2 separate regions of the Homo sapiens genome follow, and region 2 is linked to region 1. A link is a contact called in ENCODE Hi-C or POLR2A ChIA-PET data. All regions are on one chromosome and are shown on one strand. Each heading gives the region's core, a stretch centred on a gene start or an enhancer-like site at or near the end of the contact. The rest is flanking DNA. Distances are from core to core; before and after follow the strand shown.

Evidence for each region. A loop is a pair of places that touch in the nucleus more often than their neighbours do. ChIA-PET counts read pairs that join two places held with the same protein, here RNA polymerase II (POLR2A). Pooled maps may share reads with other maps.
Region 2: a loop to region 1 is called in a pooled map, with 5 times the contacts of the local background. The contact joins two enhancer-like sites. A Hi-C loop is called at or near these places in 2 of 37 single-sample maps with no recorded cell type and 2 of 50 pooled maps. POLR2A ChIA-PET finds 5 or more read pairs at or near these places in 1 of 52 experiments (activated CD4-positive, alpha-beta T cell).

Annotation. Positions count from the first base shown.
Region 1 is chr10:86,410,987-86,416,291 of GRCh38, forward strand. No RefSeq gene overlaps it. Among named protein-coding and RNA genes, the nearest start is that of GRID1, 47 kb to the left of the region's middle. RefSeq lists enhancers at 1,740-2,089, 3,090-3,139. Within about 2 kb of position 2,630, at least 5 of the 41 ENCODE cell types and tissues checked have a DNase peak (open chromatin) inside an H3K27ac peak, as active enhancers do.
Region 2 is chr10:86,795,937-86,801,740 of GRCh38, forward strand. All of the region lies in intron 1 of BMPR1A (bone morphogenetic protein receptor type 1A), which reads left to right. Among named protein-coding and RNA genes, the nearest start is that of BMPR1A, 42 kb to the left of the region's middle. Within about 2 kb of position 2,880, at least 3 of the 41 ENCODE cell types and tissues checked have a DNase peak (open chromatin) inside an H3K27ac peak, as active enhancers do.

The DNA.
Region 1 (5,305 bases), core at 1,380-3,879:
CATTTGTTACTCATGATTCTGTGGAGTTTGGCAGAGCTCAGTGGGCATAGCTTATCCTTCTCCACATGGTGTCCTCGGGTGGTTCAACTAGGGCTGGAGGATCCAACACACCTCCCTCCCTGTGTGGGCCTTGAAATAGCTGTTATCTACCAATTCTCTCTGACTCTCTGCCCTCTTCTCAACAGCTCGTTAAGAATTGCCTGAACACATCCTCTCCTTTCCCATTGAGCTCTTGTAAAACTTTCAGATAGTGGCTACCACTGTCCCTATAACAAACATAAACAGGTACTAAAACCAGGATGCTGAGTTCCACACCAGCGTGAGGAGTCCTCTGTGTTTCTAAGAACCAGGCTTCAGGAAATGCACGGGGATTGTGTGCAGTCTAAGAGACTAAAGCTGGGCTAAAAATATTTTATTGTCATTGTTAAGAAAGAGAAAAAAAAACCCTATCTTGGGTAACCCCAGGTTAGATAAATAAATCAGTCGCTTCTCTTGACACTTTCCCACTCCACCCGGCTTCTTCCTGGATTTCCCATTCCGGCTAAATCTTCATAAATCCAAAGCCTCCGTGCAAACGGAGGTGGAGCAAAACAGAAATAAATGTCAAAGACTGCACAGACAGCATGCATCAGCCTCTGACCCAGCAGATTATTTCAGGAAACACCCACAGTGCTCAGACAGGAAATTCTGTGCACTTCAGAGCTGTGAGCTCACAGATGCAGGGAGCATTGCTGTTACAGTCCAGACTAGAAGAATTGAGGTAAAGCATGGACTGGGCCCTTATCTGCTAGCTGTGATCCTTGGGAACTTGTAGGCCACAGTTCCCACAGCTGTAAAAGAGGAGTGACAATGAATGAGACAGGGCACATAAACCACCTAGTAGGTATTCAGTAGACATTGGCTCCCACTTGGAGCATGGTGCAACCCAGCCCTGCAGAAAGTTGGCCCTGTCCATCCACTTCATCAGCTGTCATGAAACCAGGCCTGGCCGGGCATCGTGGCTCACACCTGTAATCCCAACACTTTGGGAGACCAAAGCAGGAGGATCACTTGAGCCCAGGAGTTCAAGATCAGCCTGGGCAACATAGTGAGACCCCATCTCTACAAAAAGTAAAATGTTAGTCAGGCGTGGTGGTGCATGCGTGTAATTTCAGCTACTCAGGAGGCTGAGGTAGGAGGATTGCTTGAGCCCAGGGATGTTGAGGCTGCAGTGAGCTATGATCACACCACTGCACCCCAGCCTGGGTGACAGAGCAAGACTCTGTCTTAAAAAAAAAAAAAAAAGGAAATCAGGCCTTTGTGGGCTGTCTGCACCTGGCACTGTTCCTTGTAAAGAGGTTGGTTGTTCTTTTTTTTCCCCATGCCAAGCTGTATACACCTGTGGCTCACCCTTAGTACATTATATCACCGTACTCATCATTTGACCAGATAGAAGAAGATTTGATTAAAATGCCATCATGTTAATTTGCTGTGTATGAGACACCTACATGCTCCGCTATAAACAATTCATACACTTCCAGGCAGTGTCCAGAGTAAACCTGTTGTTTCTTTACAAACTTCACACTGCCTTGAAAATTAGGTAAGAGTTTGTCTGTTCACACATTATGAACTCTTGATGCATAGACCTGGAAACCCAAAATTGAAACATAAACTCTTCTGTAAGTATCTAAAAATTGAAGACAGTCCAGGCACGGTGGCTCACAAACTGTAATCCCAGCACTTTGGGAGGCAGAGGCAGGCAGATCACTTGAGGTCTGGAGTTCGAGACCAGCCTGACCAACATGGAGAAACCCCGTCTCTACTAGAAATACAAAAATTAGCCAGGCATAGTTGTGGGCACCTGTAATCCCAGCTACTCTACTCAAGAGGCTGAAACATGAGAATTGCTTGAACCCGGGAAGCAGAGGCTGCAGTGAACCAAGATCACACCACTGCACTCCAGCCTGGGCGACAAAGCCAGACTCCGTCTCTAAATAAATAAATAAATAATTGAAGACTGCCAGGCACATTCTAAGTGCTCAGTAAATGTTCACAATTAAAATTAAAAACATTCCTCAGAACATCATCCGGGGCTGGAGAGGTGTGATCAGGCAGTCGTTGGAACAGTAACAGGTGCTGAAGTAAGATGGTTTGCTTTACTCCATTTTAGTTTCTCTTGTGTATGGGTTCTCTGCGTCACTCTTACAACCCTAAAAATAAATGCTATATTTAATATTAGTCCACTTTAACTATTTCTGTCTGGACATGGTGGATTGTGCAGTAATTCATGCTTACCATTTCAGAAACTGTTCAGTGATCCAAAGGTTAAATGCAGGATGTGGTTTCTGCAGACTCTGGCATATATACAGCGCATGTTCAGTGCAGGCGAGCTATTTTTATGAAAGCTATGCTTAAATTTTCTCCTTGGATGACAGTAACATAAAACAGAAGAAGTTAGAGTAGCAATATGTGCTTATGTAATATTTGGTTTGTCTTGTTTTATTTTCCATGGGGTGCTATGTAAGTACAGTACTGACAACTATAGTACTGAAACCCTGCAAATTTACTTTTTATTATTTCAGTTTAGTTACCAAAAATTATGTGATGCATCACATGACCAATCATGCAAAAATTCGTGCTTAAGTGCCTCAGAAACTTCTCCATGGTCTAAAGGTTCAACTCAGGATGTGGTTTCCACCCCAAAGCCAGTCCCAGCTGCCACTCACTTTATTTTTTTCTTTTTTTTTTTTAAGAGTTGGGGTCTCCGCCGGGTGCAGTGGCTCACACCTGTAATCCCAGCATTTTGGGAGGCCGAGGTGGGCGGATCACCCAAGGTCAGGAGTTTGAGCCCAGCCTGGCCAACATGGTGAAACCCTGTTTCTACTAAAAATACAAAAATTAGCCGGGCATGGTGACGTGTGCCTGTAATCCCAGCTACTCGGGAGGCTGAGGCAGGAGAATCGCTTGATCCCAGGAGGCGGAGGTTGCAGTGAGCCAAGATGGCGCCATTGCACTCCAGCCTGGGCATCGCAGCGAGACCCCGTCTCAAAAAAAAAAAAAAAAGGAGCTGGGGTCTCGTTCTGTCACCCAGGCTGGAGTGCAGTGGCACAGTCATGGCTCACTGCAACCTCAACCTCCTGGGCTCGAGCAGTCCTCCTTCCTCAGCCTCCAAAGAAGTTGGGACTACAGGATCATGCCACCATGCCTGATTAAATCTTTTTTAAATTATTTTTTGAAGAGACAGGGTCTTGCTATCCTACCCAGGTTTGTCTCAAACTCTTAGCCTCAAGTGCTCCTCCTGCCTCAGCCACCCTAGCCTCTGGGATTTTAGACACAAGCCACTGTGCCTGGCCCCTCACTTTCCTTTTATGGCTTGAGTTTTATCTCTATCGAAGTAATAAGTGTGCTTATCTTTAAAAATCAAACGTTTTACAGTGAAAATGCTTACAATTAAAAATAATGGTCCCCTAGCTCTGCAGTTCCCCATTGAGCTCTGTTCCTGGGAAGCACCCACTTCCAGCCCTGGCACCTGCTTTTTTTCTGCCAGTTGATTTAACTCCATATTTTTATTTTATTATTATCATTATTTTTATTTTATTTTATTTTATTTTTGAGTCGGAGTCTCGCTCTGTTGCCCAGGCTGGAGTGCATTGGTGTGATCTCAGCTTACTGCAACCTCTGCCTCTCTTCAAGCAATTCTCCTGCCTCAGCCACCTGAGTAGCTGGGATTACAGGCGCCCGCCACCACAGCTGGCTAATTTTTGTATTTTTAGTAGAGACGGGGTTTCACCATGTTGGTCAGGCTGCTCTCGAACTCCTGATCTTGTGATCCACCTGCCTTGGCCTCCCAAAGTGCTAGGATTACAGTCATGAGCCACCGCGCCCGGCCTTAACTCCATTTTTTTTTTTTCAAGTTGGAGTCTCGCTCTGTTGCCCAGGCTGGAGTGCAGTGGCACAATCTCGGCTCACTGCAAGCTCCACCTCCCGGGTTCACGCCATTCTCCTGCCTCAGCCTCCAGAGTAGCTGGGACTACAGGTGCCCGCCACCACGCCCGGCTAATTTTTTGTATTTTTAGTAGAGACGGGGTTTCACCGTGTTAGCCAGGATGGTCTCGATCTCCTGACCTCGTGATCCTCCTGCCTCGGCCTCCTAAAGTGCTGGAATTACAGGTGTGAGCCACCAGCCCGGCCAACTCCATATTTTTAAACAATATGCTTATACTGCTCTTTCTTGACTTTTCCATTGACTGTCTGCCCTAGAAGACTGGAATTTTCCTCTCCTGTGCTGCACACATATCTCCCCAATAAAGCTCTATCACAAGTTTCGGTGAGATCAATACTCAGTATTCAACATTCATGATTACAGCTGTGTAAATATTACCCAGTGAGCCATTTATACTATACTATGATTGCATTTATTTTCTCATGAAACTTTATTTCCTCTAGGTTAATAATTTGCTTATTTTTCTAAGTATTTATCTTCCCTTCATCACAAGGTGCCAATTGACTCAAGAATTGATTCCTAGAACACTCAAACCCGTGAGGTCCATTCTCTTAATATATTTTTCTTTACTATGTCTCTCCTGAAATTCTCCTGCTTCTAATGTCTCTCTTGGAACTTTAAGTGGTTTCATCCTTGCTATGAGGAATCAGAATTTATTTTAGCAATTGGTTGAGATAAAAATAAAAAGTTATTTTGAGATAGTTTCAGTAGGACACTGAGTATTCAAACATGAATAAAACCAACTTCCTGCCCTCAACAAACTTTATCTGAACAGGAAAAACCATGAAACAGAAAAATTCGGGAATGCGTACACAGAGGCTACAGGAGTGGCCACCCAGGAAGGACAGCATGGGGTCTCGGAACCCCCAGCTGCTGTGGGAATCAAGCAGACCTGGTTTCAAATTCTGATCCTGCCTGCATGTGACCTCAGGTGGCTAACCCAGACTCACGACACGGGATTTATTTCTCTGTAAAATGCAGATACCACCCACCCATCCTCCTAGGATGCTGGAGAAATTATGTCAGAAGAGTTACGTGAAAGCACTCAGCACACGCCAGACCCTTGACATGGTCATGCCCTCCCAATCTCAACAGTTGAGTCCAGGAAAAAACTCCTCAAATAAAACCCCAAAAGCCACATACCTTAGGATTTGTGCTGATTTTTCATTTCATATTGCAATTGTCCTCCCCAAAATCACCTTAAATTTTTTTTTAAGCACTTTCTTTCTGTTGGTATCAATAGCATTGTTACTTAGAAGGGGTCGGCAGAGGGTGCTGAATATTGAGTCATATCTGTTGCCTACTCTGTTGCCCAGGCTGTTG
Region 2 (5,804 bases), core at 1,630-4,129, 390 kb after region 1:
GGAAAAAAATAACTTTCTTGGCACAAAATGGCCATGAATTAGATTGTGTGTTTCAGAAAGGTAGTGGTAAAAAGTCCCCAAAGCAGTTACAATATTTCTTTTGTTCTGTTTCCTTGCTACTCTTAGATAAATGAAGAGTTTGAAAAGAATTTTCACATAAAAACGTCATAAAATCCCAGTGCCATATTCTGAATATTAATTTGACTGTTTTATGTCGTATTTTTTTCCCAGTTGGTTTTAGTTAGAATATATGCTTTTTTTTAAGCCTTTAAGGAATTAAACAATTTTGGTTATTAAAGTTTAAATGTATTTCATAAATATGTATTTATAAATATGTGACTGGTCCCTTTTCTGAGGGGTTAGGAAGTTTAAGCATTATTTGTAAGCTATTTGTAAATCCCTGTCAAACATTATTTGTCCATTAAGAAATACTATTTTTTTCTTCACTTTTAGGTCATTTTAAGTATTAATAATGTTCATCAATTTACTTACTACCCTTCTGAAGAAAGTCACTATAATTAGTAATCAGAATTATATCACATAAATTTAGGCACATTTATTTATTTATTTATTTATTTATTTATTTATTTATTTTTAGTATTTTGAGAGTAGGTGCTGTATTTTCTTTTCTTTCCTTGTTTCTTCTTTTTTGTTTTTTGAGACAGAATCTCTCTCTGTTGCCCAGGCTGGAGTACAGTGGCATGATCTCAGTTCACTGCAACTTCCCCCTCCTAGGCTCTAGCAGTGCTTCCACCTCAGCCTCCCAAGTAGCTGGGACCAGCTCACGCTACCACTCCAGCTAATTTTTGTATTTTTTGTAGAGACAGGGTTTTGCCATGTCACCGAGACTGAGTTACTGTATTTTCTTAGCAGAATATTGTCCCAGTGAGCTTTTTCCAAAAGAGAAAAGGTACAGCCAATAAAAGTTTGTGGTTGGGTATTGGGAGTTGGTGTTGTTCTGTTTTGTCCTGTTCATAAAAGTTTTATTCTCTTTAGCTCTCATGCTTTAGTTCTAATTTATTCACAGATTTTTGCCCAGTAACTTGATTTTATACTTGGCTTTCTATATTGTGGCTCCAATTTTTCTTCCCAGTTTATACTCTTATTTTTCCTTTCTTTTTCTTTTCTTTTCTTTTTTTTTTTTTTTTGAGACAGTCTTGCTCTGTCGCCCAGGCTGGAGTGCAGTGGCGCGATCTCTGCTCACTGCAGCCTCCGCCTCCCAAGTTCAAGCAATTCTCCTGCCTCAGCCTCCAGAGCAGCTGGGATTACAGGCGCCTGCCACCAAGCCCGGCTAATTTTTTTTTTTTTTTTTGAGACGGAGTCTTGCTCTGTTGTCTGGGCTGGAGTGTAGTGGCCCAATCTCGGTTCACTGCAACCTCCACCTCCTGGGTTCAAGTGATTCTCCTGCCTCAGCCTCCTGAGTAGCTGGGATTACAGGCGCCCACCACTATGTCCAGCTAATTTTTTGTATTTTTAGTAGAGATGGGGTTTCGCAGTGTTGGTTGGGCTGGTCTTGGAACTCCTGGCCTCGTGATTCGCCCACTTCGGCCTCCCTGAGTGTTGGGATTACAGGCATGAACTACTGCGCCCAGCCAATTTTTGTATTTTTAGTAGAGACGAGGTTTCACCACGTTGGCCAGCCTGGTCTTGAACTCCTGACCTCAAGTGATCCGCCCACCTCAGCCTCCCAAAGTGCTGGGGATTACAGGCGTGAGCCACCGTGCCCGGCCAGAATTTGAACTTTAATTCTTCAAATTGTATAGCATTTTCAGGTACCATCGAGGGCTTTTCTTCTGTACTTCTGTGTGTTCAAATATGGACCTTGTTCCAAAAAGGTCCAAAAAGGTTGAGTTGTGGTTCCCTGTAATGTCAAGAAATCTGTTAATGCATGAGACCCGGAAGATGTTTGAAAGTGACTAGTGAGAATTGGGTTGGTTGCTGTAGGATATTGTCATTTAAATTATTAAGTGAATATATTTATATATTTAAAAATTAGATGTAGGTAAGCCTCAGAAATGGGAAAATGGAGATAAATCTTAGGAGAGATTTTTGAATCTTTTACTTAAGACTGTGTTCAAAACTTTGTCTATTTGCTATTTATTATTTTGATATATTAATTGCTAGTGAGATTAAGACATTTTTGACACATCCTCTTCATTTAAGGTCATGGATGTTTTGTATCATTCTTATATAAGCATATTTGTAAGACTTTTAGAGGTATTCCTTTTTTAGTCCTATTTTTTTTTACTAGGGAATTATGACTCATTTTGGCACTTAGCTTTTGTAGCTTACTACCGTATGACATTTTATATCTTTGCAAAAACCAAGTAATTAGACCATTCATCACAATTTCCATACTTAAAAAACTAATACTAAGTTTTTACATGTTATCAATAAAAGTAGCATTTTAACAATTATCCTTTCCACATTATTTGATAAATGCTATTGGTTTTGTCTGTTATTTTTATAAATATATAATTTGCTTTAATTACTTAAATGTTCCTTGAGCCTTAGAACTTAAATCCTGATGAGGGTTTTACTTTTTAAAATACTGAAGTTTATTATTTATGCATGTTTTACAGAAAAATGAGTGGCTTTTAAAAGATCAAAATTAAAGGCTTAAACATGGAATCTCTAGGACATATAAAATATGAGTAGAACTGTGTATTTATAAGATGTTAATGTAAGACTTCAGGCCTTGTAATATCTTAAAGGAACCACTTCACTGTAAGGGAGCAGTTTGTCTTTCTACCTTTCCAATTGTATTGAGATTTTGCCCAGTATGTCTTTTTACTTAAACACCTTGGTGAAAGCTATCCAGCATCCTGTTTTAAATCTCCTTTGTTGCACTTACCATAATTACTTTCAGATCTGTTTCCATTCTCAGAAACTGAAACTGTAAGCTCATGTGAGTGGGGAATCCGACTTGTTTTATTGCATGTGAGCTGAGCACTGTGCCTTGTGTCAGTAGTCAGTGGTGTTCCTTTAGTCCTTGTTATGTTAATAAAAAAGCTTTGGTTTTTGCAAGACTTTGTTTTTAGAGATTCTGGAAAGGAACATATTAACCAAAAAGAAGAGCTGACTTCAATTTTACTTGTCTTGAAAATAACTGACTACTAAAGGGATGTCAGGGAACATTAGTGAAAATGGAGAACTTAAGGAGTTAAAGTTTTAGCTGTTTTTTTCAAAGGATATTGTCCTTCAAAATCTTTACCTTGCATTTTTGTTACTGTGATTTAAGATGGTTGTAATTATCATTGATTGATGATACCTATCAAAAGGCAACCCTAACCAACCATTTCTGCTGGATTCTGAATGCCGAGAAAGAAAAACTGAGAAATTTGTGAACTATTACAAGTCGTCTGTAAAATGAGATAATAATATCAACTTCACAAGGTAATTTAGGCTTTCGTGAAAACTAGAGTGTGAAAATGCTTAGTAATGTGCTGGGCACACTGCAGGTGCTCTACAAATAACTACTGATAACTACTTTTTTTCATGAGTAATTGTACATTTTCTTTCTTCCTTCCTTTCTTCCTTCCTTCCTTCCTTCCTTCCTTCCTTCCTTCCTTTCTTTTCTTTTCTTTTCTTTTCTTTCTTTTCTTTCTTTCTTTTTTTGTTTTCTTTTGTTTTGAGACAAGATCTTGCTCTGTTGCCCAAGCTGGAGTGAAGTGGTGTGATCTTGGATCACTGCAACCTCTGCCTCTTGGGCTCAAGTGATCCTCCCTCCTTATCCTCCTGAGTAGCTGGGACAACAGGCGCACATCGTCACACCCAGCTAATTTTTGTATTTTTGTAGAGATGGGGCTTCACTTGGTGTTGAATTCCTGGGCTCAAGCGATCCACCCACTTCGACCTCCCAGCGTGCTGTGATTACAAGAGTAATTGTAAATTTAAAATGAATTTCTTTCCCATCCCAAACCAGTATCAAAATGCAAATATAGTAAATTACTTTTTAAAAGAGAGATGTTTAATGGCAGTTGTTGGTAGTCTTTTGAGTCTTTAAGTGGGTATATTATAGAAAAACAACATATCTCTGCTTGGAGGGAAGATTTAACTAAAAACAAGAAAAAGAATAGTAGATGAACCATGATTCTTTAACATACAGGTTGCAAACTAGTGACCTGTCAGTTGGATTTGGCCTGTAGGCATGTTTTTGGCTTATAATGTAATTTTTTAAAAATTAGTGGCCAACAATTAAAAATTGGGAGAGTTTTCAAAAGAAAATGCAGATTTCTGACTCATCTTGAAAAATGGTAAGATGGGCAGCACAGGGCCTGTATTCCCAATTGCAGCCCTCAGTGGAGCTAAGTAGGCTGTTCTCCCTGCCATCTGCCCGGCTCTCAGTTGCCATCACTCACTGCATTTGGACTCTTTCTTCATATAGTGAGCCGAGGGGGGAGTGATAGTCTCATGTTCCTATCAAAAGAGGGAAACCTAAAATAAGGCCATTTTTGTTTTTGTTTTTGTTTTGTGAGACGGAGTTTCGCTCTTGTTGCCCAGGCTGGAGTGCAATGTGAAATCGGCTCACCGCAACCTCCGCCTCCCAGGTTCAAGCGATTCTTCTGCCTCAGTCTCCCAAGTAGCTGGGATTACAGGCTTCCGCCACCATGCCCAGCTAATTTTTGTATTTTTTAGTAGAGACGGGATTTCACCATGTTGGCCAGGTTGGTCTTGAACTCCTGAGCTCAAGTGATCCACCCGCCTCGGCCTCCCAAAGTGCTGGGATTACAGGCATGAGCCACCACACCTGGCCAGGCGATTTGTGTTTTAAGAAAAACAAGAAAGCATGTAATTCTTTGCGAAAATAATGAACATTTCTATTTATATCTGTCAAAAGTCCTGTTTCTTAGGAGTTAAGACATAATTCATAGCAATTAATATATGTGGAGAAGATACGTAATGAAAAACTAACTAGAAGAGGAATTCAGACATTGAAAGGGATTATTTTAAAGTGAGAATAAAATTAGTAGTGCCGCTGTGAGGAAAATAATCTTCACGTACTTACGTATGATGAGAAACTTCCTAAGTGTCTAGAGATGGCAAGAAACTTTGTATGTTTTGCATGACAGTAATTGTAAATATGAGCTTATCTGGAAATATTGTTTGCATAGATGTTAAAAATATGGGCAGGACAATGTGTACTAAAATGCTGAATTCTAGTGAGGCTGACATAAGCTTATTTTTTAAATTCTTTAATTTTTGTTTTTATATATTTTTTGAGACAGGGTCTCATTCTGTCACCCAGGCTGGAGTGCAGTGGTGCTATCACGGGCTCACTGGAGCCTTGACCTCCCCACGCTCAGGTGATCCTCCCACCTCAGCCTCCTGAGTAGTTGGTGGCGTGCGCCACCATGCCCAACTGATAGTTTGTATTTTTTGTAAAGATGAGGTTTCACTGTGTTGCTCAGGCTGGTCTTGAACTCCTGGGCCCACTCAAGCCATCCACCCACCTTGGTCTCTGAAAGTTCTGGGATTACGGGTGTGAGCCACTGTGCCCAGCCTGATAGAAGCTTAGAGATTAATATCACCTAGTTAGCTCTGTTTGTGTATGGTATCTGTGTGAATTTTGACTGTTTCTCCCCTCTCTTCTTTAGTCATTACCCCTGTTTTTGGTTCATTCCTATCAGTAAACAATCTCTGGTAGAGACTTGGTAAGAAAACTCAACCATTCCCTTAAAAAAAGTCAGCCTCTACCCCTTCCTTAGCCAGATGCTTCAGGGATGGTCTGCTTGCAACACTTCCTGTCCTTCACCTTCTTTCAACTGTTTAACCTGCCTTATTCTTTTTTTTGTGAGACGGAG